Linked DNA regions of Mus musculus: regions 1 and 2 are each linked to region 3. Evidence: chromatin loops called from intact Hi-C (ENCODE). Cell type or tissue: heart. All regions are shown on one strand. Links, peaks and the distances in the headings refer to the core of each region. The heading gives the core; the rest is flanking DNA.

Region 1 (9,990 bases), core at 1,233-9,232, 300 kb before region 3:
GGGTAAGAATGGCTATTTATAATCTCTTACATGGTTTTTGAGATGAATTGATACATTGTATAGAGAGAAATATTGGTAAAGAAAAGGTGGCAACATAGTAACATTTGCTGAGGGTGTGTGAAATGTCTGTGAAAATTTGTACTGCCCACAGCATTGTTCTTGCTAAACTGAGAATTATTTCAAATGTAGAAGATCAACTACTGAATGGGATAGTCTTGTTGCTGGGGTGGAGGGAACTATGCGCAGCACTGTGAACACACACACACACTTACTCACACCTTACTGCAAACACATGGGGAATCTCACTGTTTACAGTGCCTGGAGTCGAGTCAATTACAAAGGTCTACAGTCTCATTCTAGTTATGTGAGTCTTAAGCCAGTGGAGCAGCAGGGTGATGGTGGAAATCGCATCCATGTTGAGGAGGTGGGCACTGAGGAAGGTCAGAGGAAACTCTCAGGGACCCTGAAGAAATGGAGACACTCCTTTTCTTTTTCTGGACTTGGATGTTGGCTGTAATTTATCAAGATCTGCACTTGTGCTGTGCACTTTGTCTGTTCTTGTTGTTAACCTTCCTTTGAGAAGGCTTAGACAGCCCAACCCCCATCTTAGCATGGGACACTTAGATCTACTCCCTCTTGAAGAGATTGAGGTATTCATACACATTCAATGGAGGTTGCATTTACCTTGTCATTTTGTTGCTGAGCAACACAATTTAAGCTGCACAACCCACGGAGGCCAACCATTAAGAATCACTGGGGGAGGGGCATGCTAAATCAAGACTCTAAGAATGATGGGCGTGGAGGATTCCCAAACTCTGTTCTACTTGTACTCTCAGAGGCGAGGGGTGGGGTTGGGCATAGTGAACAACACAGACCATGCAAAAGGCTTGGCCCCTCCTGGCATGGGCTAGCTGCAGCCAACCACTCTGAAATGAGCCTGCCGGCTACATCTATCACTATGGCAACTGCTTCCCGAGCGCTGGGGCTAAAATGAGGCTCTGTGGGTGTCCAACGGTGGTTGGAGTCTCCTCTGACACAATGAACAAACAGATGAGTCATTGCAGGGAAGGGCACTGTCATTCTTGCTGAAATGAGACAGGCTGGTGAAGAGACCTCAGAGTAGAGGAGGGGACTGGAAGATTGGGTGGGCAAAATACTAACCATAAGACCTCAGAACTAGCCACTAAAATTAGGTAAAAGTAAACAAAGTTTCCCAAACAAGAACAAGCAAGAGGCTATTCTGTGGAAAGGGAGTCCACCACTGCCAGTGGTGTTTGGCAGCAACTAAGGACAAGCAGAAGAGTGGAAGATCTTTATAATAAAAAAGAAAAAGGAAGGCTGGGGTGGGTAAAGAGAAGACCTGGTTAAAGGGTAATGGTGTGAATAAGGTCGGGGCATCCCATGTGACTGGAATGGAATGTCTTTCTCTAGCTGGTCCTAACGTAGAAACAGCAGCAGCAAACACAGAGGGAATCAGTATTGCAGAGGAAAACCCGACCTGTTGTGCCTGGCTCACTGCTGCAGAGCAGAGAAACATGGCTTCCCCGGGCTGGCTGCTGCAGGTTGTGGGACCAAGTTCTTTTACAAATGGTCTGGCCACCATCTGCGTTTTATATGAGCAGTTTCTCAGGGAGTCCCCAGAGGCTAGAGAGCTCTAGAGAGGGGTGCTCGCAATCCAGTTAACAAAGAAGTGGGGCATGTGGTAGAGTACAGGAACACTTGAGTGCTGTCCTACTGTGAGACAGACTCACAGTAGGACAGCGCTGGGGGAGAGAGAGAGAGAGAGAGAGAGAGAAAGAGAGAGAGAGAAAGAGAGAGAGAGAGAGGAAGTTAACCCTTTTAGGGAGGAGGAAGCCTCTTCTGATGTTAAAGTCGAGGTTGCTCATCCTCTAATAAGACAGCATGGATATTAACTAAATGTAGCCAGTTGGGCAGGACTCACGGGGCCTTGGTGCTCACGGCACTGCCTCAAGATCTTTCCTTTCTGCCCCCATGTTACTGACAATGGCATGACTCTGCAAGAGAGCAGTGTTGCAGATTGTGGTTGGAATGAGCTGTCCCTGTGTGTCTCAGGCATTTGAATACTTGGTCCCCAGTTGGTGGCCAGTGAGGAAAATTAGGAAGTGTAGCTTTGCTGGAGAAAGTATGCCACTGAGGGCAGGGTTGGAGGTTTCAAACAACTGCTGTCATTTTGAGTTAGCGCTCTGTTTCTTGTTTGTGGATTGGAATGAGAGCTCTCAGCTGCTGCTCCAGTGACATGGCTGCCTGCTTGCTGCCTTGCTCCCCGCCATGATAGCAATGTGCTCCTATCTCTCTGCAACCCAAGTAAATACTTTCTTCTATAATTTTACTTGACCATAATGTTTTATCATAGCAATAGAAACCCAAACTAATACAGATAATTAAGAGGTTTTTCAAGTTTCTGAACTACAGGTTAAAGAGTTTTGAGTAGCATGTGCTGGGATCAGGAAGGCGTCAGAGATCTGGATACATCATCAGGACATGCGTGATAACTGAACCAAGTGGTGGGTAACTGAAGAGATCCCAGTAGATACCCAATGCCATGTGCAGGGAGGCATGAAACTTCAGTCTGGGTGAGACTTTATCTTGCCAGGGATGGGAGAAGGCGGCTAATGGGGGTGGTTTCTAGTGTTGTGTGTGACTTCTTATACTTGTAGTTTATAGACATACACCCTCAAAGAATTGCCACAAAGAACTCACAAGGTCAGTGAATAAAGCATAGGTACATCTTTCTAGAAAGAATTTATGTTTCCTTCTGCTAAGGGCTTTGGAGACCTAGCAGCTCCAAGCTCTTTTTTTTTTTTTTTGAGACAGTGCCTCAGTGTGTAGTCCTGGATGGACTATACTATATAGACCAGGCCAGCCTCAAACTTGGCCATCTGCTTGTCTCTGCCTCCCAAGGTGTGAGCCACCATTCTTGGGCCCAAGCTTGTTTCTACCAAATTCATTGCCTGAGCTGACTTGATCCCTGATGGCCAAGTTTGAATGGCAGTACCTGGCAGGAGTGACTCATAGATTTAATCTCTCAGGACTATGTCTAGCCTTCCCTCTTTCCACATTCATATATCTGCTATTATTGGGGAGCCATCTTTTTACTCTTACTATCTTTAGTTGTTGACTGTAATACACTGTGTCTAACCACACCAGGCTTCTCTATTTTACCTGTATACTTTTTTTTCCTTACCCTGCTTTTGGGTCTCATTTCAAGGAAGAGAAATGATAAAGAAGATAGAAAGGGAGAGGAGATAGGAATAAAGGAAGGTGAGAAGGGAAGAGAAAAATAATAGAAGTTGAAGTGAGAAGGAAAGAGTTTAATTTTAAGACAGCACCATAAATTGCCCTTAGCAATCTGCTGTTCTTGATAATGTCAAGGTTGTGGTAAGGCTCTTGGCTTAGTCACTATATCTATGCTTCCTCAGGAGGTTTCTGTGCAACTGTTTCAAGGTCACAGGTTTGATACACACTTAAGCTCACCATAAAAACAATAAAGAATTGAGGGTTTGATGGCAGTGAGTGGCTGCTATGCTAAACCAATGAGGTTTAAAATATGGAGCCCTAGAGTCAGACAGAGCTGTGGCTCAACGCTGCTTCCCTTTTCCCTCTGTGTTAGTCACCTGCTGTGAATCTGACGGCTCATCTGTGAACGGGTGTATTTGCTTTACAGGTTTGCTATTGATATTCATTGGACATAATAGGAACTTTGGCTAATTACTGTTATTATTAGTTTGCTATTGTCATCATTCATGCTCAAAAAATTATACTGTGTCTTCCCACGTGTCCTCTCTGAGTCATCTTGTCATCCCATAACAAGATACCCACCCGACACAAGCTGCTTACACAGAAAAAGAAGCTCTAGGCTTGCCAAGGTTACATGGTGAGACCATGTCCCAGAGCGAGGGATGGGGAAGAGAGAAGAGGCTTACCTAGCTTGGTTTTGTAGGTTCAAGACCATGTCATCCTGCATAATAGCTTCACGTGGTGTGAGGATCTCACGGTTACTGGTGTGTAGGGAGTGATGTGTGGGTGTGGATGAAGTCCTGAGCAAGTGTGCACTGCCGACAAAGACACAACCATGTCAAGGACCCCAGTGTATCAGAACCATGGGAACTGACAAAACTTTCCTTGTTGGTGAAGCTCAGAGGCATAGCAAGGTCTTCCTCTGGTCCAAGTATGTTTACGGACAATTGGCCAGTGTGTGCAGAAACTAGTAACTGCAGCTTCTTCCTCCAGATGACTGCAGTGTGAGACCATCTGTCACAGTGACTATCAGGTCTAGTCTTCTCCTACCTCCAGATGACTGCAGTGTGAGACCATCTGTCACAGTGACTATCAGGTCTAGCCTTCTCCTACCTCCAGATGACTGCAGTGTGAGACCATCTGCTACAGTGACTCCTATCAGGTCTAGCCTACTCCTACCTCCATTGCTATTCACTGTAAGCATGGCCAGGTTCTGGGTTGTGGCATCATGAGGCCAGTTCACAAGAGTAAGCATGGTCCACAGATCTCAGCTTTTCTGTGTGACACATATCCTTTCTTCACTCCTGTTGCTGCAAGCTGCGCAGGATAGGGCAGAGGATGAAGGTGATATGCATACCAGTGTGTGTGGAATCAGGAGCTGAGCATCTGCATGGGGCTAAACTTAGCTTTTTTTTTTTTTTTTTTTTTTTTGTGAGAAATCTCAAAGACAAACCTACAGGGACTGTCTTCTGTTGGGGGCTTTTTTTTTTTTTTTTTTTTTTTTTTGGTCTATTCTATTGTGTTCTAGTACATCAAGGTAGAAGAGAAGGAAGGTTAGAGGGAAAGGGGGATGTAGACCTTTTTGACTACTCCTGATCATTAGGGGCATTGAGTTTCTTGAGATCAGTCCAATCTTCCACAACAGGGCATCTCCAACGTCTCATTAAGCAACAGCAACAGGAGCAGCAGGAACCAAAAACCTCCTCCTCCTCTTCTGCTTCCTCCTTCTCTTCTGCCTCCTCCTCCTCTCCCCACTTCTTCTTCCTCAAAGCACCTCCCACTGCTCTGGAGACTGCCATTTAGATCACTCCCCTCCTAGAGTACGAGACAATCATAGTTAACGGTTGTGGCCCATCTGAAGCAGCCCCATATCCCACACCTGGGGTTAAAACAAAAACAGTCACATAACTTTTTTTTTTTTTTTTTTTTTTTGGTTTTTTGAGACAGGGTTTCTCTGTGTAGCCCTGTAGTCCCGGCTGTCCCGGAACTCACTCTGTAGATCAGACTGGCCTCCAACTCAGAAATCCACCTGCCTCTGCCTCCCAAGTGCTGGGATTAAGGGCATGCACCACCTCTGCCCGGCCAAAATTCCGTTTCTTGAATCTACTTTCCGTTATGTGCACGTTTAAGCATCCGGGTTGGAAACACTTTTCTTCTAATCTGTACTATCTTATTTAGAGAAAGCTCTAAGGATTATGTGAGGAAGGTGGCCTACTGATGCGAGCAGGTCTGAGTCTTTCATCATTCTTTCATCAGCCATTTAGTTCTGGCCAGGTAAGCTTCCCTTAATTGTGTCGCCATCTGAACCCATTTCCCTTAGAGGTAGATTCAATGTTGGCTTTCAGCTGTGAAGACGTGGTCTTTCCACTCAATTGCATAAGCCTCCCCAGGAGAGATTCTGATAACCTGGATGCTCGTCTTTTTCCATCTTAGGGATGCTTCTGTAATTCTTTCAGACGTGCCTCAGAACCACTCAAGAGCGGAACCAAAAATGCTCGTTCCGGGGCCGACTCTGAACGCCCCGGGAGTGGCGGTCGGGTACCCCAAGCTGGGACCCTTTGTCCCCCACACCCGCTCCGGCGGGCGGGCGGGCGTGCGCGCCGGGCTCGCTCCCGCCGCTCCGCGTTCCTTTTGTCCCGGAACGCGCCCGCGCCGCCGCCGCCGCAGCCGCCCCTCCGCGAGGTGCCTGCCGCCTGCCTCTAGGTTTTCAGTCTCCATCCCGCGCGCAGCCTTCGCCACCAGTCAGGCCGTGTTTCGCACCCCGCCCCCGCCTCCGCGAGCCCGGCGCGAGCGCGAGCGAAGGCGCGCGCCGGATGTGACGCGCAGCGCTCCGGCGCCCCGCCTTTTCCGCCGCGCGCCCCGCCCAGGCCCGTCGCTCGGCCGCGCGCCCCTCCCCCCTCCCCGGCGCTCGCTTTCTGTCAGTCGCTGTCCCTGTCCCCCTCGCCCGCGACCGGCTTCCTCTCGCACCCGAGCGCACGCACTTGCCCGGCCCGCGTCCTCTTCCTCCTCCACTCCTCCCGCCCGCCCGCCCGCCTTTCCCTTCGGGCCCCGAGGCTCTGCCGGGTCGCGGGCGCCTCGCGGCTGCGTCACCGCCGCCCCCCAGACAAGATGGACACCGCCGAGGAAGGTGAGGCGGCGGCGCCCGCGCCCTTGCAGCGGCGCCCGCGCTCCAGTCGGGCCGAGGCGCTCGCGGCGGATCCCGCGGGCAGTTTGCTTGCCCGGCGGGCGGGCGGGCGGGCGGGCGGGCGAGCGCGCGGCTCGAGCTGGTCCTCCAGCGGGCTCGGATCGGAAGGTGACCCTCTGCGCGCCCCCCGCCGGTTCCCGCGGGCGACGAGGACTCAGCCTCGGCTGGGACACTGGGGTGCCAGGACTTCGGTGTCCGAGACGTGGGGTGCCGGGACGTGGGACATCCCGGACGTGGGGGTGTCGCGACGTGGGGTGCTCGAGACATGGGGATGTCGGGAAGTGGGGCGCTGGAGACCATAGGGTGCCCGAGGCGTGGGGCTGCCGGGGACTTGACGGTGTGGAAGATCGGGGCCCCGGCCACCGCCATCCCGCGGTCCGCGGAGGAGGGGGCCGCAGTGCGAAGTCCGGGGGCGTTTCCACTCCCCTCCCCCACTCGTTTTTCCCCCCTCCGTGTTCGAGTCTGTTTGCTGTTGTCCTGTAGGCCCAACCTCTGCCACACAACTTCTTTGTTGACTTTGAAACTTCGCGGAAAATACCCCGCGAGGTGACGACTGCTGAGTGGACTGAACTGACCCCTGCTGCAAAATCTTGCTCTCTGTTTGCCTTACCCTAACTGCACTGACCAGACCCGAGAGGGGACGGTTTCTAGAGACTATTGGAGGAGGGAAAGGCGAATATTTAGGTTTCTTCTAAATCCTTGTCACCACAAAGCAAGGGTTTGTTTGTTTTGTTTGTGGACGTGTACTTTGGATGCGGTTGTTTTGAATTAGCAGAGAACACGAAAGAAAAGCAGCCACATGGGTGTAGAAAGCAGCCGCTTACCTGACGTTGTGGCAAAGTGTTTTAAAGCAGTTTTTAGAGGCACTGATGTATTAGTGAGTCTGTAGAGGAAATTATTGATCATGTACTTACTAGTGCAGATACTTACTGTTTAGATATATTCTTGTTCGAATGAGCGTTCTTTTCAACCTCAGGCTTTATTTTACCGACTTTACATGCAATCGAACCATCAAGCACTTGTATTGAAGTCATTAGAGTAATAAAAAGTTTAGTAATAATGTGATGAGTTGATTTTTTTTAAAAAAAAGTATTGTTTACAAAATATGCACAGGAGGATTGATTCACTTTGACGTTCCCGACAGCCCTGCGGGGTGGATGTGTGTTACCTTTCGTGGCTGTGGAAATGTAGGCTTATTTAATAGCTTGGTTAAGGTTCACACGGGTGGTAAGAAACAGTTGACCCTATTTTCATTGTTTGTCGCTGCCACTTCATTATGCTACAGTACGGTTCTATTCAATGAGTGAAGCTAGTTGCCATTGCAGAACTTTGGGAAAGAAACTGTTGAGGATTAACAATCGCCCAGGTTGATCTTGTGTTTACATCTCTGTAGGTTTCACAGCCGTTTATATTCAGTGCCTGTCTTTGTTTTGTTTGGTTTTTGAAATGAGTTCTCCATACTCCTCTGTTTCAGCATCTTGTACTACCATGCCTGGCTTTGATTCGAGTTTGTTTGTATTTTGCTCATATGTATTTAATCGTTGTTAAATGCCATGTGTGCTGGGACTCAAAACCTGGTCCTCTGTAAGAACAAGTGCTCTCAACTACACATAATCTCCTTTGATTTAAGTTTTAATGACTAAATCTAGCATCTGTATTACTTGGCTTTGCACTGACATATTATATGAAAACCTGATTTTTTTCCACCTGGGCAGTTAGTACTTCACAGATTTATGAAATGACCACAGGTATTAGTAACTCAGGAATTGAGAAACTGAGTGTGATGTCATGAAGGAAATGGTACTTCTAGTGCTTGAAGGTACTTTTTTTTTATTGGGATAAGATATAAGTGATGTTTTAAAAATCAATTTGGATATTGAACTCAAAGTAACTGATCACTTAGTGAGGACTCAGAGTGCTTTCCCTTTACTAACACTGTAGTACCTCTCAGGTTTTGGAAGGAAGCAACCTGCTGTTACACAGGTGAAGGAACTAAAGGTTAATTTGGATGAGCAACTTGCCCAAGTTCACTCAGGTGGCAAAGGCAGGAGAAAGAGTCACTCATGTCAGACCCCGTGTAGTTATTCATAAGTGAACTGGAGAGATGGTTCATGAGGCTCGTCAAGTGTTCCAGAGTGCGGTAACTTGTTTTTGTCATTTCCTTTGGAGGATGAATTATTAATATAAGCTAACAAGACCTTTGCCAGTATTCTCCTTCCACCGTATGGGTTCTAGGAGTTGAATTGAGGCCACCAGGCACCTTTCCTTACCTGAGGAGTCAACTCTTTAGGCATATGAAAGTGAATAGTAATAGTTTTCATGGCCATTTTTGTAAAGTTTTGAATTGAAAGGGTTTTTTGTTTGTTTGTTTGTTTTGTTTGTTTTTTTATTTCACAACTTAAAATTGACTTGAAATAACTGCAAGGGATAGATTCATGACAAACATTATAAAATGAAGGTGGCACAAAGCTTGTAAATGATTCTACTTGCTCAGTTACTGCAGGGTATTTAAAACAGTATCATAGAGTGTTTTGACTTGAATGCAAGAATGTGTGTGCACCATGTGCCTGCTGGTGCCATGGTGGCCAAAGAGGGCACTGGATCCCGTGGCATTATTGGAGTTATGAATGGCTGTAAGCTTCTCTGTGGGTGCTGGGAACTGAACCCAGGTCCTTTGCCAGAACAGCTAGCGCTCTTAATTACTGAGCCAGCCATCTGTCCAGCTCCTGTAGATTATTTCTTAAATTAAAGAAATAAAATTTGTTTCTTTTGTCTATAAACTGTTTGTTGGTTTTGTGTTTGGAAAGTATGACTTAACAGAAAGCAAATTAAATTTGTTTTACTACATTTATTTATTTATTTAAAGAGAGTATGTATATATGTATGTATGTGTGCCCATTTCATGGTGCAGTTATGGAGTTTAGAGGACAACTTACAGTAGTCGGTTCTCTATTCAGTTTCTACTTCAATCATGTGGGCCTTGTGTATCAAACTCAGGTTGTTAGATTTATTAACAAGCACCTTTACCTGATGAGCCAGACCCATTAAATACTTGTTAATAAGAGTGCATGTTGTAGGGCCGGAGAGATGACTCAGTAGTTAAGGTCCCTGGCTGCTCTTTCAGAAGACCTCACATCCATTCCCAGCACCCATATCGCAGCTTACAACTGTTTGTAACTCCAAGGAATCCATCGCTTTCTTCTGGCCTCCAAAGGTAACAAGTATGCATATGGTGCACAAATACACATGCAGGCAAATACCTATACACATTAAAATATATTTTTTAATGCGTTAATTTTTATTCTTCCATAATCTTCCAGAAGACCTGATTTTACTTCCCAGTGCCCATGTCAGGTGGCTCACAGCTGCCTTTAATACCAGCTGTAAAGGCTCTTGTCCTCTGAGGGCACCCCTCACCACCCCCTGCTTGCCAACATACATAGTGGGCATACAGATACACATATATAATATATATGAAGAAAATATAAAATACATTTTAAAAAATCTGTTAGCACTATTCCCTCCTTAGGAAAACATTTGTTTTAAAA
Region 2 (9,990 bases), core at 922-8,921, 370 kb before region 3:
AGAAGAAGGTGTTCCCAAGCCAGTGTCCACAGGACTAGTGAAAGTAATGCAATCTGCCTGGTCTGTACACTCATGCTGCCAGAACACAAGCTCCGCCCATTGTCTGCACTCCTGCTGTCAGGACGTGGCCGCCTGCCTCACCGAGAACCACTCACCTGCCAGGCATGACCTTTTCTTTACTCAGAGATTCAGGCTGGGATCCCAGCATGTTGAAGCCACTAAAATTCTGAATTTCCTTTTAGACAGGTCCTCATGTGACCCAAATTCTGTATATAGGAGAGGCTAGCCTTGAAGTCATAATCCTCCTGCCTCCACCTCCTGACTACTGGGACACAGCTACATGCAGTTATCCCCATTTTGAATTCCTATCTTTAGTCAATCAGGACTTCACTTTTCTTACTTAACTCTCTACCAATTCCCAGGAATCATTCCTTACCCACGTGCCAATACAGAGAAACATAAAGCAAGCATCTAGGCTGCAAAAGAATAAAGATATTAAACTCCACGATTCAGCATGTTTCTTGTGATCATGCCACCTTTACTGGACCAAAAATCCTAATAGACTACTTTATAATTAGCAATTAACTGCTCCTTTCTATCTGGCATGTTTAGAGTTCTTTTCCTCCAGGGGAGGAAAAATCAATCACAGAAAAATGGACTCTGAACACATGCTGGTGGGACAACAGTTTAGCCAAACGCAAAATAAGACACACACTTTTCCAACTGCCACAATTGGCAAATCTTTGCAGAAGCCTCATGAAAAAAATAAAGCAGAAAGTTTAACAGCTAACTGGGAATGGCTTGGGCTTTTGAAACCTCAAAGCGTGCCCCCAGTGATACACCTCCTCGAATAAGGCCACTCTTATTAAGGTTTAAGGTTAAAGTTTAACCTTAAAATGTTTTAGGATAACTCACAATCCGCCCATCGCCACTGCCGATGTCCACCAGGGGTCCTCTTCTGTGTCGCAGCATCCTGACAACATTTTCAACCTGCTTCGAAGTTGCAGGCACGAATGGCAAACAAACTTTCCGGAGGGCCGGGGTGATGAATGGTGTGGCCACAGCATACACTGTCAGCAGTGCACCACCAACGACCCCAGTAATCAAGAATCCCCAACTGGTCCTCTTTGAACTGTCGGATTCCAGACTCGTAGGAAGAACAGGGCCCGCCTGTCTTTCTTCCTCAGGCGTTCCTAGATTTGAGCCATCATTGGGGGAAAGCAGAAACACTTGGAGCACACACTAGAAAGCCAAGGCTGCATCTTCTCAGCAGCCCTTCTCACACTGACTCGTGCTGCGTGTGTGTGTGTGTGTGTGTGTGTGTGTGTGTGTGTGTGTGTGTGAGAGAGAGAGAGAGAGAGTGTGTGTGTGTGTGTATGAGAGAGAGAGTGTGTGTGTGTGTGTGTCTGTGTGTCTGTGTGTGTGTGTGTGTTCGAGTGTGTGTATGAGTGTTAGTGTGTGTGTACGTGTGTGTGCGTGCACGCACGTGTGTGTGCATGTGTGAGCGAGTGTTCAAGTGTGTGAGTGTTCAAGTGTGTGTATGAGAGTGTGGAGGGTGTGTGAGAGTGTGTGTGTGTGTGTGTGTGTGTGTGTGTGAGAGAGAGAGAGAGTGTGTGTATGTGTGTGTGTGTTCCAGTGTGTGTATGAGTGTTAGTGTGTGTACGTGTGTGAGAGAGTGTGTGAGTGTGTGAGAGTATTCAAGTGTGTGTATGAGAGTGTGGAGGGTGTGTGAGAGTGTGTGTGTGTGTGTGTGTGTGTGAGAGAGAGAGAGAGAGAGTGTATGTGTGTGTGTATGTGTTCGAGTGTGTGTATGAGTGTTAGTGTGTGTACATGTGTGTGCATGCACGCACGTGTGTGTGTGTGTGAGAGAGTGTGTGAGTGTGTGAGAGTATTCAAGTGTGTGTATGAGAGTGTGGAGGGTGTGTGAGAGTGTGTGTGTGTGTGTGTGAGAGAGAGAGAGAGAGAGAGAGAGAGAGAGTGTATGTGTGTGTGTATGTGTTCGAGTGTGTGTATGAGTGTTAGTGTGTGTACATGTGTGTGCATGCACGCACGTGTGTGTGTGTGAGAGAGTGTGTGAGTGTGTGAGAGTGTTCAAGTGTATGTATGAGAGTGTGGAGGGTGTGTGAGAGTGTGTTTTGTGTGTGTGTGTGTGTCCCCACAGAGGCCAGAACAGGGTATCAGATTCTCTGGAGTTGGAGTCTCAGGTGACTGTGGCTGCCTGACATTGTTAATGGGAACCAACCTTGAGTCCTCTGTAAGAGCAGCAAGTATTCTTAACCCCTGAGCAACCTCTCCAGCCCCACTAATCCCTTCTAAAGGACAAGTTCACTGAATGCTGTATAAAATTCTACAATGACTTCTAAATCCCACTGGCAAAATTAAAGTGATTTGGGAAAGTTCTTCAATACTAAAGAAAGATTAAAATCTTTCCAATGTACTGACTTAGTGTGTCTAGGACTCTCGTAATTAATGTGTTATCTTAGTATCCATTATTGCAAGTTTTAATCATAAAACTCCACATTTTAATAGTCTGATCAAAGAAAGCGTCAGCTTGGAAACCCAGTGTTTTTAGGCTTTACTAGGACAGAATTAATACAAATACAATTTGTCCATTTAATGTGTACAGTTCAACGGGTTTTAGTATAAGTGTGTGTGAGCCTCATCAGTCAATTATAGAAGATTTTTACTGCCCAAGAACTCCTCTATCCTTCAGCTGTCTTCTCCCCATCCACCCTCTGCCACCCACCCTAAGTACCACTACGTTTAGTCTCTACTTCCTCAACTTCGGACTTACACTAATTGTCTTCAAAGGTGACTTATATCAACTAGCTTGCAAAGGCCAGGGAGAGCTCAGTGGGCAGAGTGCTTGCTGTTCAGATTCCCAGCACCCATGGAAAAGACAGGCGCAACCACAGCACTGGAAGGTGATGACAAATCCCAGAAGCTGGCTGTCAAGCCAGCCTCGCAAAAACAGGCAAGGTCGGTGAGTGACCATCCCAAAAAAATTAAGTGGACTACAACAGAAATACCTACATCAAACTGTGGCCTACATGAGTACACATATGGAACTCCTGCACACACACAGGACCATGCAAATATACACATAAATATGCACACACATACAGTATGTGGTCTCTCACCATCTTACTACACTTAAAATGATATCCTCTGGATTCATCCATGTTGCTCCTAACCAGTACCTTACAGATGAACCTAAGTATTATTATTTAAATAAGAATTTTTTCTGGGGGGCTGGCGAGATGGCTCAGCCGGTAAGAGCACTGACTGCTCTTCCAAAGATCCCGAGTTCAAATTCCAGCAACCACATGGTGGCTCACAACCACCAGTAATCAGATCTGACACCCTCTTCTGGTGCATCCAAAGTCAGCTACAGTGTACTTATGTATAATAATAAATAAATCCCTTTTTTAAAAAAAGAAAGAATTCTTTCTGTCATAGACAGATCATACTGTATCAATTTGGGCTACGACAGTTAAACACAAATCAGATGGCCCAAGGTCTGCCTCACCTGTAGACACATGCACAAAGCCAGAAGGTAGACAATAATGACGCCCCGGTCTCCAGGGTCTCCCAGCTGGCCTTTGAGTTGTAGAAACCAACTGAGGCAAAGACGTGTCAGCCTATGTATGAGCATCTGAAGGAATACAGGGGAAAGGAAACTAGGAATCTGAACTGAGGGCAAAAGCATCGAACCACTGGGCCCGTGCAAGCAAGAAGAGTGGGAGCGGAGCAGCCGCCTGACTGGAAGGCGGTCTGTGACCCACGTGGGAATCTGCTCGCTCCTGCACCACGTGGGACCGAGACCTAGCACAAGCGGTCAGGCTTGGCAACAAGCGCCTTTACTTGCCGTGCCATCCTTGAAGTCTTTCTTGAACCTAGCTTGATGTCCACCAACAGTGGAATGGATACAGTGTGGTGTACATACACACAGAGCTTTATTCAACTGTAAACTAATGACTCAGAACCATCATGTTTTCGCTCAGATGCAGAATCTTGTTGTATACAAGTGTGTGTGCTGTGTTGAGAGGGAAGACCAGGAGGAGAGAGGATAATGAGGACAGCTTATAGGTCAATGGCAAGGTACAATTACATATATATATATGAATGAAAATGTCACAATGAAACCTTGTTTGTGTTAACTTTAAAAACCTTGTCCTGACATAATGTCAATCTGTGTCATGTAACAGCACAGACCTGAAAGCTAGCCTACTGTCATACAGGTTATATGCACTCTAATTTTGAGTACCTAATAAAAACAGACAATACGGCAGGGACAGTTTCTGTTCTGTGGGGTACGAGTGGAGAGACTGGAAACTCGTCACAAATAAATCCGAGCTTATAAAATGAATCGTGATTTCTGGCAGACGTACCGTGCAGTTACCCTTACGGGGTATCTTTCTAACAGCAAAACGCTGAGAACAAGAGACTCTGAGCACCAGCCGGTGCTACTTTGTCTCCACCTACAGTACACGCGCGGGGAAGGCCCAGGATCTGTGTAACCTGGGAAGTTAAGGACAAATACTATGTGCTGACGACCAGGCACGTCCAGCAACCTTGTGAAGTAGGCATTATCATTATTATTATTATTATTGTTTTTGTTGCTATTATTTTGTCATTATTGTTGTTGTTATTGCTGTTATTATTGTTATTATTATTATTATTATTATTATCTTTGCAGACAAGAAAACAAAGCTACAGGCTCAATAGCTTCCAAGCAGCAGCTCGTCCACCGCAGGGTGGATTCCAGCCGACCTAGGATCGGGCTGAGCAGTGAGTCTTGTGCACGGAGGTGCGGACAGCAGCCCCCAGCAAGCACTGTGGTAGCCACGACCGGCGCGGGACGGAGAGCACCGCAGCCACGCGCGCCCGATCCCCACAAGCGCCCGCGCCACAGACAACTATATCGCCCGCCGCCAGGCCGGTCAAACCTCACCTACTCGCTCCATCGCGCGTTCCGGGGAGACCGGAAGTGGAATCTACCAACGTCTTAGAGCCCGGGCGGCAATCAAAGAAAAGAAAAATATCTTAAGGAAATAAGCTCCCCGCTGCAACTCTGGATTCAAAAACTTTGAAAACTTAAATCCTTGAATCAGTGACTACATTATGTCTAGTATTAGCATTTGTGTGCTAGACGTCGCCTTCTAAGTTTCGAACACCCCCCCCCTCGGTTCGTGGAAAACGGACGTTCCCAACAGCGGCCGATTCCAGAAGCTACTCTGCGGCGTAAAAAAAGTCACTGTTGAAAAGTAAGTCGCGGGGTCTGCACTGCGCATGCGCGGGATTCTGCGTCCTCTCGCGAGAGGGAGGTGCGGTGTGTCTCTCTTCCCGAGTGGTCCCCGCTGGTTACTGGAGGAGCGCTCGTTCTAGTTCGTCCACCATGGCGTCCGTGGGGACCCTCGCCTTCGATGAGTATGGGCGCCCCTTTCTCATTATCAAGGACCAAGATCGCAAGTCCCGTCTCATGGGGCTTGAGGCCCTCAAGGTAACGGCCCGGAACGCGAAGCCGCGGGATGAAGGGAGTGGGCCGGAGCGCTTGTGCGCCTGCGCTGGCGAGAGAGCAGCTCGGCCATGTGCTGGCCCGAAAGCTCGAGAATCTCCGGTGCCGGGGAGCCCCTTTGGGCTCTAGGGTCACATCCCCGCTCTGGCTGCGGGAGAGGGCGTAGAGGCCTTCGTCCCACGGTGGGGTAGGGAGAGCGATCCGCCGCTTCAGAGCTGGGTGGGGTCGCATCCCCAGCTCACCGGGCGGGCGAGCAGGCCTGCGCCGGTGCATCTGTAACATCTGTAAGTCGCTTGTCCCTTAGAAGCGGGGCTGTCCCGAAAGGGAGAAAACTAGTGAGAAACGTGCACAGGACAGACCGAATGGCTGCTTGTAGGAAAGGGACCGTAAAGTCCCTTGGGCCAGAAAACGCATGGTGGTGACTTTTGGAGTGGAAGGAGAGAGTTTCAGTGGAGCACAGTTGGCCGCAATTGAGGATAGTTTCCTAAAGGGAAACAAAGAAGTTACCCTGAGGGAAGGCAGAGCCGAAGTGTTGAGTCGGAAGGCATGTCTCACAGAAGGAGAGGAATAAGAAAGGCTACCCAAGAGCCGGTGCTAGGCCCCCAGAGGAGAAAGGAGTGACAGTCACTGGTGTTGCCACAAAAAGCTCAGAGGAAGGAGGGAGCCCCATTTTAGGTTGTATTGTGCCAGTCGTGCCTCCAGGTTTGAGGTGCCCTGGTTGACCTGGTGTTAGGGAAATCCCTCGGTGAGTTCTCTATCAAACCGAATTTCTGACAGGTGTTTTGGAGTGGCTGCAGAAGTGGACATAGCAACTGAGGCCTGGTAGATGCTTGGTTCTCTTTGCCTTCAGCTTGTGCGCGTTGTGTGTTGACTTGTGTACTGGCTAGTTTTGTGTCGACTTGTGTACTGGCTGGTTTTCTGTCAACTTGACACAGGATGGAATTATCACAGAGAAAGGAGCTTCAGTTGGGGAAGTACCTCCACGAAATCCAGCTGTGGGGCATTTTCTCAATTAGTGATCAAGGGGGAAAGACCCCTTGTGGGTGGTGCCATCTCTGGGCTGGTAGTCTTGATTCTATAAGAGAGCAGGCTGAGCAAGCCAGGGGAAGCAAGCCAATAAGTAACATCCCTCCATGGCCTCTGCATCAGCTCCTGCTTCCTGACTTGCTTGAGTTCCAGTCCTGACTTCCTTTGGTGATTAACAGCAATGTGGAAAGTGTATTCTGAATAAATTCTTTCCTCCCCAATTTGTGTCTTTGTCATGATGTTTTGTGCAGGTATAGAAACCCTGACTAAGACAACTTCAACCCCCTTTTTTTTTCCTGTTTCTGGGGACGTGCCAATAACAAAATTCCAACAGACAGAAAATTGACCAGTATAACTCATGTTAACAGTCCTGTTGTGCCAGCCGTTTGTGTTAACCAGATGGACTATTGCATGTGGTCCTCACTCAGGATGGGTCCTGCTTACAGAATTAGATTCTTTAGGGACAGAGTCATAGAGAAATTGCCGAGTAGAGAAGGGTCATGACTTATTCCACTTCCACCTGAGTCAAAGCTAGGTCCAGAGCCGTGAGGTTCCCCTTGGCGTTAGACCAGAGCATCTGTGGTTGGAGGCCTGTCTTGTGTATAGTGTTGGGCTGGTTCTTTGGCCTCTGCTAGTACATACCAGTTTAGCCAACCAAAAATAAGTCCTGGTGTCCAGTATCTTTGGGCACCCCAAGAGACATTTCCCTGTGATGTCTCTTGAGAAACTATGTTACCAATACATACTTTCAGGTTACATTTTAAGAGCACCAGAGTTTGCAAAGACCAAATGTACTTGCTTTGTCACCTGTCTTGGTGACAAGAGAAGTTAATGAACGTGTACTTGCACAGCTCTGAAAATGCCCAGTATTTCTGTGCTTGCAGAAGTTTATCTATCTGCATCTTGGGGTTCAGAAGATGAGTTGGAGAAACCATCAGAGAACATGGTGACCCAGGGAAAGCCTGGAGTGCTCTGAAGAAAAGGCTGTTGATTTGGTATTAAGACCCTAGAGTGGCTTTGAACCTTTAGAATCATTAGAGTCACTAGAAAATGAGGAAATTAGCATAGCGACCAAGAAATGGAGAGCATGTGGTTTTGGAATTCTTCAGGATGGTTTTGACCTGAGTTAGATGGTGATGGCAGAAGAGCATGCGTTGAAGGAAATGAGCCAGGCATGTATAGGAGCAGGGAGGGTCCTGTCAGGCCTGGACCGACCTTTACTGTCTTAGTAGTAAGTCTGTGGGAAGGTTCACAGGAATATCATGAAAGCTAATGAGCCTGAGCAGTGTGCTGTGGAGCTGGGAGTTACATTCCCAAAGTGGGGCTGAGGTTGCAGGCCTACTGGGATAGTAAGTAGCATGAGTCTTGTTAAGTGTCACGTGCTCTGGATCAGCCCCTCTGAATATCGAGGTTCTTCTGTTTCAGGGCCCCAATCTCATAGAGCTTCTGGGAGTGAGGGAGCCAAAATGACAAAAAAGCTAAAGACAGTGGTAAAAGTGTTGAGACCATATGCTTGCCATGGGAGGATCACATGACCATAATGCTGATGGGTGGTCACACTTTCCTCCTATGATTTTTATATGACACGAGGTCTAGGTGGAAATAAAAATAGGTAAACATATCAAACCTTTACTGAGAATAAATCATAAAGAACATTACTTCCAAACAACATTTGTCATATATAAACCTTTGCTATATACTAAACATGAAGTCATGTTTGCATAATAATGAGATGTGTGTGTGTTCTTTTTTGTTTGGAAGGGGTTTCTTAGATTTCGTGTGCGTGTGTGCATTGTGGTGCCGTTGGAGGCCAAAAGAGGGCATTAGATCCTCTGGAACTGGAGTATAGGCCAATTTTGAAAGCTTCGTGTGGGTGCTGGAAACTGAACCTGTATCTTCCAGAACCACAAATGTTCTTGACCATTGACCGGTCTCCTGTGCATACTAGGCAATCACTCTATCAGTGAGCTGTAGTTCCAGCCCTTACTCTGGTAGCTTCACAGCTAGTTTTGGTCTGTCATTGTTACTAGGATTTCTGACAAGAACACTTTTAAAAAGAGAGCAGTCTCCGGGTTCCATGCCTGATAGGGTTACTGTTACTAGATTCTTAACCATCTTTCAAAACTTTCCTTTTGAAAATAATGTTTGCTAAGAACGTCAACAAGGGTGACTTCCATGTGGGTTGATGTGGTACGATATTTCTCTACAGTAAACCTTGGTAAACTGAAGGTGTTAAGTGTTTATGGTTGGATTTTGTGTTTTCAGAGTTCAAAATGGTGGCAGCATACCTCCTTCCTGTAAGAGACGAAATTCACTTGACACTGAAGCTTGTAGTTGTGAATGTTACTGCTCTAGTCAGCCCTCTCTGTTGATGTAGACATTTCTAGATTTTAGGAGTTACATCCTAAATCTTTTTTTTTCCCCTGCAAATACAAACGTAAGTGCATTTGACTGTTGGGATGACATGTAACTGGGTCTTTGCTTTTCTGTTCCATTTAGTCTCACATCATGGCTGCCAAAGCTGTAGCAAACACAATGCGGACGTCACTGGGACCAAACGGTGAGAGAACCATTGATAGTTTTAATAAAAGTTTGAAGATACCGTGCCTCTTTAGAAATGCAGTGGATGGTATGGCCAAGATGTTGAGTGTCAGGCTCTTCTGATACCGTGTGCTCACAATTTTGATTAGAGGCTTTTCCTCACTTCATTAGTACGTTCCAGAGTGAGCCTGTACATCTGGAACTAGTACTGTTTTTAATGGCACTCTGTGTGTGATGGTTGATCACATTTCTCTGGTTGAGACGCTTAGATTGTTTCCCATGTGGAGTTGGGTTAGCTGGTGGGTATTTATTTCATGTGTACTGGATTATTTGTTGCTAGTGAGTTTTGTGGTAGGAACTAGTGAGATGGTCCGACCCCCTATAGTTCCCAGTACTGGTACACTTTATTTTGCTCAACTTCCTTCTGCACTCTTGTCTTTTAGGGCTGGACAAGATGATGGTTGATAAGGATGGCGATGTGACTATAACAAACGATGGTGCCACCATTCTAAGCATGATGGATGTCGATCATCAGATTGCCAAGCTGATGGTTGAACTGTCCAAATCCCAGGATGATGAAATTGGAGATGGGACCACAGGAGTGGTTGGTAAGAAACAAAACAGCCTTTCTAACTTATTTGTTGTTTAAAACTGTCAGAGGAGCTCTAATGTTTCTGCCTTGCATCATGAAGGCAGTGGGGGACTGACTGAAGTTGGGGAACACATTATAGCACAAGTGGGCCAGACTTTAAAAAGTAAGTGTTGAGGGGAATAACAGGAGCCTGGGAGGATTGCCAGGAAGATGGAACAGCCAGTTGTCGTGTGTGCTTTTGATCTGTTTGGTTTTTAAGCTGCAAATGTTGAGTTAACTAACTGAACTAATTCTCCACAAAAATAAGCATGAT
Region 3 (9,990 bases), core at 839-8,838:
ACTCCCATTCAGAGCCTGGGCTAATGGAGGTCAGCTTCTTGCTGTCTCACTGCAAGGCTGGACAAGCCTCTCCCCCACAAAGTTTGACCTCTAGGCTTCCAGCTCTATGCTGGGGTCTGGTGTCCTACAGTTATGCTGGGGTCTGGTGTCCTACACTTATGCTGGGGTCTGGTGTCCTACACTTATGCTGGGGTCTGCTATCCTACACCTGACCCACTAAGGCCCAAGTCTCATGTCTCATTTTGAGATCCATTTTTTTGTTGTTGGTCCTTAAGGATTTCTTTAACTTTGAGTTTAGATTAAAATTTAAAAAAAATTAAAAAATGCAAAAACTAAAGAGCACAAAAAAGCTACCATTTGTAGGCAAAATTTTAACCTAAGGCTTCTGCCCCACTGAAATACTTGGATTAAAACTCTGTGGTATGTTAAGATGTTTTTCTATCTGAGAATAATGGACTGTTTTCACAAAATGAATAGTCTAGAACTGACCTCTAAGTGGTTTTTAGAATATACTTCCTCCTGTCCGAGCCCACCAGAAACTGATGAAAGATGCTGTTTTATCATGAAATACATACAGTGAAGTACTAATTGTCACCGCCTGAACATTGTATCGGTATTTGGCTAAAAAACTTATGGTGAAGTAAATATCACTAGCTACAGACTGAAGATTGTGATGGTATTAGGCATCAAGTCCTCTAAGAGATAAGTTAAAGTCAAAGATGATCCCAATGCAACAGAACTTGTGCCCCCGGATGTACATTCATAGAGAAAACCAGCACTGCCAACACCTTGATCTTGGATTTCCAGCCTCCAGGACCATGAGAAAGAAATGTCTATTGTAGGAGCCGCCCATCTGTGGCATTTAATGGTGTCTTTGGAAGACTTCAAATATGGCAGTTCACAGATACTATAGTCTCCACAAACTGCCTGCAAGTGAAATGGGCTAGTTCACAAAGACAAAGAGAGCTGGTAGTGAATGTCAAGGTGACATCTCAACGACCCCATCTCTGGAGGCACTGCCCCTGGAACAGCCTGTTCACTCCCCGAAGAAGCTCTTGGTGCCAGAGCTCAGTCACCTAGCATCAGCACTGACATTTGATTCCGTTTCTAAAAACGATGAACTTCATTAATCCATCTCAGTACGCTTGTGATTAACGCAGCAATAAAAGTGGCAATGTTGACAATAACTCAAGGCCGAGGCAGATTCAGTTTAGCTTGCAAGAATGTGAAAAGTTATGACAGCATGTTGCAATGGTTCTATCAGCTTATCTAGAATTCTGTTTGAAAAACTAGAAATCTGTAGAATCATTTGTAAATGTAGGTTGTTGGGTAATTTTTGAAAAAAAAAGGAAAATTCAAGATTTTGGGGGGGGGGGGTGGCTCTTACTGAAATTAGAGTCACATTTGAAGAGTGACAGACTCCTTTCAGTCTGACTGTATTGCTGAGGTTAAAGGCCTTCAGGTTCAAACCTCGGCTCTGCATACTCTTGTGTGTACGAACGCATAAGCATGCCTGGCCCTCTCTGTGCCTCTATCTGTGAAGAGAGAGTGACAAGTCCCTCCTTCCCAGTGACACCAAGGATAACCGAATTAGCTCCTGAGGCATCTCTTGAGAGAGTCTGGCATACGAGATGTGCTCCGCTCTACCAAGTAGGTGCTGAAAGTGAAAATTCAGGGCTCAGAAAGGTCTCATGTACTCAAATCCTCTGTGCATGAACATCTCACTGTGGAGGTAACAACTCCTAGGGAAGGAGACAATTGTGGTACTGATGTGATCGCTGGCAATCATCGGATCTTCATCAGGACACCAGCACTAGGTTAGGGACTCTTCCTGAGACCCCCAGACCCTGGGTAGGTCTGCCATCTCTGTTGGTAGGTCTGCCATCTCTGTTCTTTCTTTTACTGCCATGATGTTCTAGGCATCGACCTCACCTCACCTCACCTCACCTCACCTCACCTCACCTCACCTCACCTCACCTCACCTCACCTCACCTCACCATCACCTCACCTCACCATCACCTCACCTCACCTCACCTCACCTCACCTCACCTCACCTCACCATCACCTCACCTCACCCCACCCCACCCCACCCCACCCCACCCCACCTCACCTCACCATCACCTCACCTCACCTCACCTCACCTCACCTCACCTCACCTCACCATCACCTCACCCCACCCCACCCCACCCCACCCCACCCCACCATCACCTCACCTCACCTCACCTCACCTCACCTCACCTCACCTCACCTCACCTCACCATCACCTCACCCCACCCCACCCCACCCCACCCCACCCCACCATCACCTCACCTCACCTCACCTCACCTCACCTCACCTCACCTCACCTCACCTCACCTCACCATCACCACACTTTAGTGCCCTGTGAATGGGCCTGAGACATGCAGGACCAGGACCAAGCCAGTTTCTCTCAGGGGCACAGCCTGCAAGAGGCACAGCTGGACCAGACTGATCTAGACCATTCATCACTGGGAATCCTTTCAAGCACAGTGCCGAGACAGACTGTGGACAGGTCCTGATCACTACATTACCTGTAGGAGGGAAGAAAGTTAGAAATAAAAAGTGTTCTGGAGATTGCCTGATCGCCTTCCTGTCCTAGCAGAAACGGGGTAGACGAAGCTTTTTTTTTTTTTTCCTTTTTGGTCAGACTGGCCCTGGAAACAAATGAAGGGGGCAAGTGACTACCTGCCATCCATGGACCAAGCTCCCTTCAGCTGTTACAGTGTGGAACATGGAGAGGGAGTCACTGGTGGCTATCGCTAAAGCACAACAAATGGCTGGAAAAGCCTGCAGCAGGGTGGTGGAGTGGGGAGAGAAAGTTCTTCCAGGACCCTGCAGGTACTGGGCACAGCATCTGATGGGGAGTTGGGGACATCTGTTTGTAATGCACACTGCTGTCTCTCAAGTCTGACTGCAGATCCTAAAGCGTGCAGTCCAAGGGCAGCTGCCTTTGTTCTTACTAGAGAAGGGCTGTTGACATGTTATCTATAAGGACGCTAATTCACCCTTAAGAGATGAAGGGTTTTGACGGTCATTTTGGTGGAGAGAACACAAGAAAACAACCTGCGTGTGTAGGTTAGAGTAAGCCCAGGCAGTGCACTGCAGAGGCACGTGGGCAAGGGGAGGTGGAATCAGAACTCCCCTGGGGTAAGTAAGACAGGAGCATAGATCAGAAGGGAACAGGAAATGCAGTCTATCTTAGTTAGGAAGAGTGACTCTACTAGGGAGAGACAGACATCACCGGGCAAGGGGTACAGAGTGTCTGGGACTCCATGCTGCAGGAGAAAAGCAAACTTCAATTCGTCTGCTCACGTGCTGTGCCTCACAGGGTTGTTTTCACACAAGTGAATATTCCCCTTGTCCATGAAAAGTTGTCTGATGGATGGATGGGAGACAGCCACCAACCCATATCAGGACACAGAGGGGATCTGCTGCAAAGAAAAGGTCACGCACAGAAGGTTCCAGAAGGGGTAAGTAGCCAGAGATGTCGAAGGAGCAGAGGCAGCACCTATTACCAGAAACCAGTCACAACAGGGTCTTCTGCCCCTCAGCATGCTGGGAGTGAAAGCAGAAGGCTCTTGAGCCCTTTGACCTGTGGTCAACGGCCGGCTCATTGGCTGAGTGTGGGTGTCTGCTTCCCATGAACATTACAGGAAGCTCGCTACCGTAAAAGGCAGATTCACCTTCCATTTACAGCAACAGGACACTCTGGATAATCCAAAAAAAACTTCTGTAAGAAAGTACTTCAGGGTCAATGACCATCCACGGGCTTTAATGGGTCCTGAAGCCATATCTGAATGATTAGTGTAATGGAGCTGGATTATCTGTGTTGCTGAAACTAGGGAGAGGTCTACTTCCAACTGTACTTGCCCCCCCCCCCCACAGCCACGTTTATGTTTCCTTTGGCTCCGTTCTGTGGGGGATGTGAGAACAGCTTTTGGGAGAAAGACACAAAATTAGCAACGGTGATTGATGGGATCATTGATGGGACTTGACTTACTTATAGTTTTGGCTCCCCTGGGAAATGGGTGCATGAGGCTGGGGCTATAGGCCTGCAACACGCATGTGCCAAGCTCTTCTTTATCCAGGTCACATGGGGATTGGCAGGGATGAGTCACCATGAGTAGTGTGGGCCACTGCATGGCTGCAGTTAGAACTGAATGTGGCTTCTTAATACATGGCTATCTCAGTCAGAGCCCTGAGGGGAATGCTCCCGCCCCGTCTATCCACACACATTTTCCAGTGAAGAGCAGCAGGCGGGTATACGTAGGACGGGCTGGCTTGCTGTTAGGGAGATGCGTGCAAACTACAATGAAATGTCACCTCTCACAGAAAGGTCTCTGCAGCACTGTGTCCTTCTGTCCTTCCCTCCCCTTTCTTTTGGCAGATCCTCCAGTAAATCCCACAGCTTGAAGAGTGACATCCAGGGAATGACATGGTCAGACTGCGAAGGTGCCAATCTCCAACAACTAGCTCTTAGGGGTTTAGCAAGTCACCTCAAACAGCTCCGCCAGAGATTTAAATGGCACCGTCCACAATATCTCGACATCGGACCATGGTAGCGAAAGTGCCGAGCACCTATTTACATCAGTAAAATGCTGGTGTGTTGTAACTTGGACCAGGTTCTAGTTACTGTTTCCTCCCTTCTGATTCTGCACCATCCAGCCCCCTGTGCAATGCGGAAGAGAGGGAGGCTTCAGGTAAGGTGGGAAGTGCACCCTGAGGAAATGCTTCTGGACCTGTTTACTGAGTGTCTGTTCCAGGCACTGTGGCAGCTGCCCCCTCCCCGAAAGGTACAGATGTTAGTAAGCCTGGAAACCAGAAGAGTAGGAGACAGTAGGTGGAGGAGCCATGAGGGAAACGGGGGCCCTGTAGGGACAGGGGAGGAGGGTCGTTAAAGAGAAAACATGAGAGCGGACAGCAGAAGAGCGGTGAGAGGATTTTATTATTTCCAATGAAAGATTTAAGCACAAGACTGGTACACAGCTTAAGCACTTAATGAAAGTGTTCCCAAAGTTTTTAAGGTGGTCCCTTTGACTTATGAACTGTGTTCTTGGCAAACCTTTATTCTTCGTGACTAGTGGGTGGCCGTTTCTTCTTTTAAAAAATATTTACTCTCCAGCACTGCTATTCTCTGGTGCTGCCAGACAGATAAAAAGCACCCTATGGCCTCCCTGACACAAACAGGCAGTGCCCTCGGTCTTTTTTTCTTTTTAAGATTTATTTTATTTATATGAGTATACTGTAGCTGTCTTCAGACACACCAGAAGAGGGCATCAGATCTCATTACAGATGGTTGTGAGCCACCGATTAGCTGCTGGGAATTGAACTCGGGACCCTTGGAACAGCAGGTCAGTGCTCTTAACCACTGAGCCATCTCTCCAGTCCCTGCCCTCGGTCTTCTGTGGATAGGGAGAAACATGCACACTAGGGGCACTGCTGAGAACCACTGCCTTCCCACCCACCCCTCTGGGCTCACAGGTCTAGCTGGCCTTGGGATATGCAGCATGTGACACTGACAGCTACTCTCCCGCCAGACTTTTGGGTCAGGTAAATGACCTAAGGTCACCTAAATTTATCTGTTTGATTAACTAGAGGAACAAACAGAGGCAAAGAAGCAAGAGATACAGCCCCAAGGCTGGGCCCAGCCGCGGGTGGCTGACAACCCCAAGGCTGGCCCAGAGATCCACCGTCAGCTACAGCCTCTAAATTCAGGTGAGAAACGCAGAGTCCCAGAGGAGCCCAGCGGTGTTCCTCAAGACTCTAACAATGTGCGCTCGTGGCTCTCTCTGCAGGCACAAACAATGTATTTCATTTCCAACCCAAAAGCCTGTTTACAAACTAAAGAAAAATCAGAACTCTCATGTCAAATTTCCCCCATGTGTGTTTTTCTTCCTCCGATCCTAAGATGTCCATGTGAATAGTCTCTACATGTAATTTAATTAGTGCTATTTTGACACAATGCCTTTCCAACAGCACACACTAATGAACTCCTTATCTTGGGAGAATCAGTCATGTGATCCTACTGTGCAGGCCACACCAAGCAGCTCAGAGCCTCAGGCAGGTAGACACAAACTACTCCTTTAGGAATTAAAGGTCAAGGTGTTCCTTAAAGGAAATGTTTGCTGTTGTTGTTTTGTTTATGTTTTTTTAGTAGATTTTTTTCATACAATATAGTCTGATTATGTTTTTCCTCTCTCCAACTTTTCCCCCAATTCCTACCCACCATACCTCTCTCTCTCTCTCTCTCTCTCTCTCTCTCTCTCTCTCACACACACACACACACACACACACACACAGAGTCCACAAAACCACAAACCAAAATACACAAGCAATACACTAGTAAGATTTTAAAAAATGCTCAAAGAAAACCACATGAGACAGGAAGTCTACAAAAATACCACTGAGTTCGTTTTGCGTTGGCCATCTATTTACTGGGGCATAGGGCCTACCCTGAAGGTGGTTTAATATACTCAGTGAGACGCCACTGGCGAAGCAAGCCGGTACCCATTGCGGACAGACTTGGTTAGGGATAGGAGCCAGTATCTTAAAGGTAATCTTTCCACAAGTTAATTTGTATTGTAAGAAGTGAGAATTGAACCCAGAGCCTTCCATACTCTAGCATAGTATCTTACACTGAACACAAAGACTCCCGTAGCTATAACTCCTAACCCCAGTTAGGCGAGTTGAGAAGCACTGTCATAGTGAATCAGCTTTGAAATACAGCATACTTTAAAGGCAGTTTCCTCTCTCCTCCTGTTCTCCAGTGGGGCCAGCAGCTGGAGAGTCTAAGTTTTTACTACAGAAAGATGGTACAGATGTGTCCCTACCCCACACAGTCCTCCAAGGTCTGCAGGGAGATGCCCTGGTTTTATACCACAGGAGACTTGGCTTCTAGGACCCACGGTTTCCAGGCTGGCTCTCTGTGGTGCTTCCACAGGTATCTCTGCCACCAGAAAGGGCAGTAGAAATGCCAACTCCTCCAGCCATGGAGGAACAAACAGGAACTGAGTGGAGGCGGCTGCCCAAGGCACACAAAGGTTGCTCACCATTTCCTAAGAGAGGTGGCTCTTTACTGGACTGAACTGCCAGTAAAAAGAAGTTTTGGCTCAGAAGTTCCGGGTTTGCTTTAAAAAAATACCGTTTTAACCACTTTCAAGAGGGAGTTGGATGCGAAAATTAAATGAATAAAGGAAGTCATGCCGGGTGATTAATGATCATAATTATTTCCGCTTCTTTGGTCTGTCAGTGTGAAATGCTGTCAGCCCACGATTAATCATCATGATACAACACTACCTTTTAATTGTTGGGGGTCTCCCACGCAAACATCTGTGCAATCTCATAAAAACTGCCTACTTTTGAGTTTTGACTTGTACAACTAGGGTGTCCCCGCCGGGGAGGGCTGGATCCCGCGACCCGCTCACCTGCACCCCGGGCCCGCTCACCTGCGCGCCTGCGCAGCACACAAGCAAGGGGCACCGGGGCACTGGGACCCCGATCCTGCCCTGTCCCCTCCCGGCGCCCCAAGACATAGTGCAAACCAGTCAGTACCGGCGGGCGGGTGTCCAGCTTTGGTCTCCAGCTTTCCTTCTGGAGGCGAAGACATGGCGCCGCTGGTTTTCGGAGGGGCGACGGCAGCCGCGGGGTGGGCGTCAGTGCGCGCGCGAGGACTCGGGGGAAGGCGTGAGGCGCGCGCTGCTCGGGAACGCGCACTGCCGCCCCGGGCAGGGGGGCGTGGCTCCAAACGGCTGCGTGGCACGGTCCCGCCCACCCGAACTCTGTGAGCCGCCTCGCCTCGCCCCGCCCGTCCTTGTGGAGCATGCGCAGCGGCCAGCGCCACGTACGACTCCAAGGCTATTGTATGGGAAGGATGACAGGGCGCGTGTGTACGTGAAGGGCGGGGCGGCCCTGCGACCAGCGAGGGGCTGGACCCGTGGTGCGTGTTCACTAGCCAAGCTGTCACTGAGGGAAGCGTAGCCTGCTGGTGGTTCGAGACCCCAGCGCGGGGTTTCGTTCAGAGATGGCAGCTCCTGGCTCCTTGGCTCACTTTGCAGCAAAACTTATCCGTTACTCTCTAGAACTCGCAGCTCTGCAAGATCAGCAGTCTTCTATCTTTAGAAAAGGGCCTGCCACCATCCCTTCCAGGCTGCACACGGATCTTAGACGACCCAGCTATTAAAAGAGGCAGGGTGCCACACCTCTCTACTCCTTCCTTACTCTCAGAACCTCTTGACTGATCTCTCAGAACCTCTCCCTGACCCCAGGCTGCCAAATCCGAAGGTCACTTGTCCAGTGCCTTTGATCTCGTAGGAGCACTGCAGACAGCTCTGGATGTTCTTTAGCTTTAGGGACGCCATGTCTCTGCCTTGTCCAGACCACCGTGGCTGCCATTCGGCTTGGCAAGCTTCTCTGTAGACTTGTAAATATTTGTATCTCCCGTGCATCATCCTTGGCCCTCTTCCCTACACGTTCCTGGGGTGCTTTCCACTGTAATGATGTTGGCGTCTGAGTAATTCATAAATTACTCAGAATTATTTAGCTCGCGGTTCTCAAGAGGCAAGTGGTTTGCAGGCTTGCATAGAAACAATTTCTTAGTCGAGGAGGTTTGAAGCCCTTGTGGCCATCAAATGCAACCTGTAGCACATACAACCCACAAGGCTTTTTTCGTGACAGGGCCTGGCAAACTAGCAGCTCATTGCTTATGGCTCCTTGACCCATATTGGTTGTTCTGATCCTTCTTTAGTGGGACAGGCCAGTTCTTCTGGTCTTGGCATCTGCTATTCCCATCACTGAGCACTGATTCCTCCAGATATCTACATGACTGACTCCTTCCTATAGTACAACCAGCTTGTGAAGTCAGCTGACCTGTGGGATCTGAGAATGTAGCCAAGGTGCCCGGCTCATGTTTCTGTTCATGTTTTTTACTGCCTCCATGCGATCAACCTCATCTGGCCGTCCTTATTTCTCTCTGCTCATTTACTGGAATTCTCCATGGACTGGACTGTCAGCTCCATGGAAGGAGAAGCCTGGTATATGGTTTTCACTTATATTCCAGGCCCTTAGCCATGGCAATCGCAAAAGACCCATATAATCCTGGAACAGAGAGGCAATGGGTCTCCTACAATGTTGTCTTAACAGAGAGCAACAAATGGGGCCTACACAGAAAATGGAGTGGATGCTTAGGATATAATAGTATATTCATTCACTTTCACTTGTGGAGGAGGCATGTGGGTGGGTGTGGGCATGTCCAGCCCAGTCTGTCACAGGTACAGTCTACATGTTGAGTACCACTCTGGGAGCATTCTATGCACTGGTGTCTACCGAACAGATTCTAGTAATGTTGACTGGTGTTAATTGAATCTTAAATGGTTCTAGGGATGAGAGAGGATAATTCATTTTTAACAAGAACATACACAGAGAAAGAGATAGAGAGAGGGGAAGGGGGAGCGGGAGGGGGAGGAGGTGAAAGAGTCATTTCAGTCTGGTGAATGTGAGCTGGGCCCAGATACCAGGTTTCTCAGCCCAGCAGCATTTCCTCCTAGTGCTGGCTGACTTCTGGGTAAGGGTTTTGGAGGACATTTCCTACTTTTCTCTAAGTAGGCTGTTTTCTAAACAGAATCTGGAAAGAGTGAAGAAGTCACAGAAGGTGCGAATTCTCCCTGCCATTGTCTGTTTTGAACCTTAGTGACGTCATTGAGCCCTGTGGTTTCCCTATCTGCAAGAAAGACATCGGAGGGCAGAGGGCTGTGCCACCCCCCCCCCCCCGGGGATGTTAGCTTCTCAGCACTCCCACAAACACCTGCAGTAACTTGCCTGAAAAGGAGAGATTCGGAGGCAGCGTACTTCAGTTTTCCACAGCTTCCCTTGCAGGAGCCACACCCTGGTTCTATCCCCACTGCAGAATTAAATAAATACATTAAAAAATAACAACAAAATCTTATGACCATAGCTTTGGAGATTCCAGTGCCTTCC

What was found. Peaks named below come from ENCODE experiments on the same cell type or tissue, not always from the same donor. Only the 100,000 strongest peaks of a DNase experiment are listed, where the experiment ranks them.
Region 1: a loop joins it to region 3, with 9 times the contacts of the local background. A loop is called at or near these places in 5 of 42 quality-filtered maps.
Region 2: it touches region 3 in a loop (2.3-fold over the local background); 6 of 42 quality-filtered maps call a loop at or near these places.

What each region holds. Positions count from the first base shown.
Region 1 is chr15:31,527,198-31,537,187 of GRCm38, reverse strand. Marchf6 (membrane associated ring-CH-type finger 6) reads left to right here and starts at 6,151. Exons shown (of 26, transcript NM_172606.2): 1 at 6,151-6,385. The coding sequence starts at 6,367. Gm41287 (a long non-coding RNA gene) reads right to left here and starts at 6,084. Exons shown (of 3, transcript XR_875101.3): 1 at 5,251-6,084; 2 at 3,945-5,073. In heart, for the core only: no CTCF peak of the experiment used is centred there; DNase peaks (open chromatin) are centred at 6,057 and 6,697; H3K4me3 peaks cover 3,258 bases; H3K27ac peaks cover 2,476 bases.
Region 2 is chr15:31,597,114-31,607,103 of GRCm38, reverse strand. It overlaps Cct5 (chaperonin containing Tcp1, subunit 5 (epsilon)), which reads left to right and starts at 5,258. Exons shown (of 11, transcript NM_007637.3): 1 at 5,258-5,503; 2 at 9,044-9,104; 3 at 9,529-9,693. The coding sequence starts at 5,399. It overlaps Atpsckmt (ATP synthase C subunit lysine N-methyltransferase), which reads right to left and starts at 4,988. Exons shown (of 5, transcript NM_026546.3): 1 at 4,955-4,988; 2 at 916-1,193. The coding sequence starts at 4,967. In heart, for the core only: a CTCF peak has its summit at 4,488; DNase peaks (open chromatin) are centred at 4,473, 4,893 and 5,303; H3K4me3 peaks cover 3,506 bases; H3K27ac peaks cover 2,354 bases.
Region 3 is chr15:31,222,163-31,232,152 of GRCm38, reverse strand. It overlaps Dap (death-associated protein), which reads right to left and starts at 7,768. Exons shown (of 4, transcript NM_146057.3): 1 at 7,570-7,768. The coding sequence starts at 7,624. In heart, for the core only: a CTCF peak has its summit at 5,434; a DNase peak (open chromatin) is centred at 7,812; H3K4me3 peaks cover 1,872 bases; H3K27ac peaks cover 2,257 bases.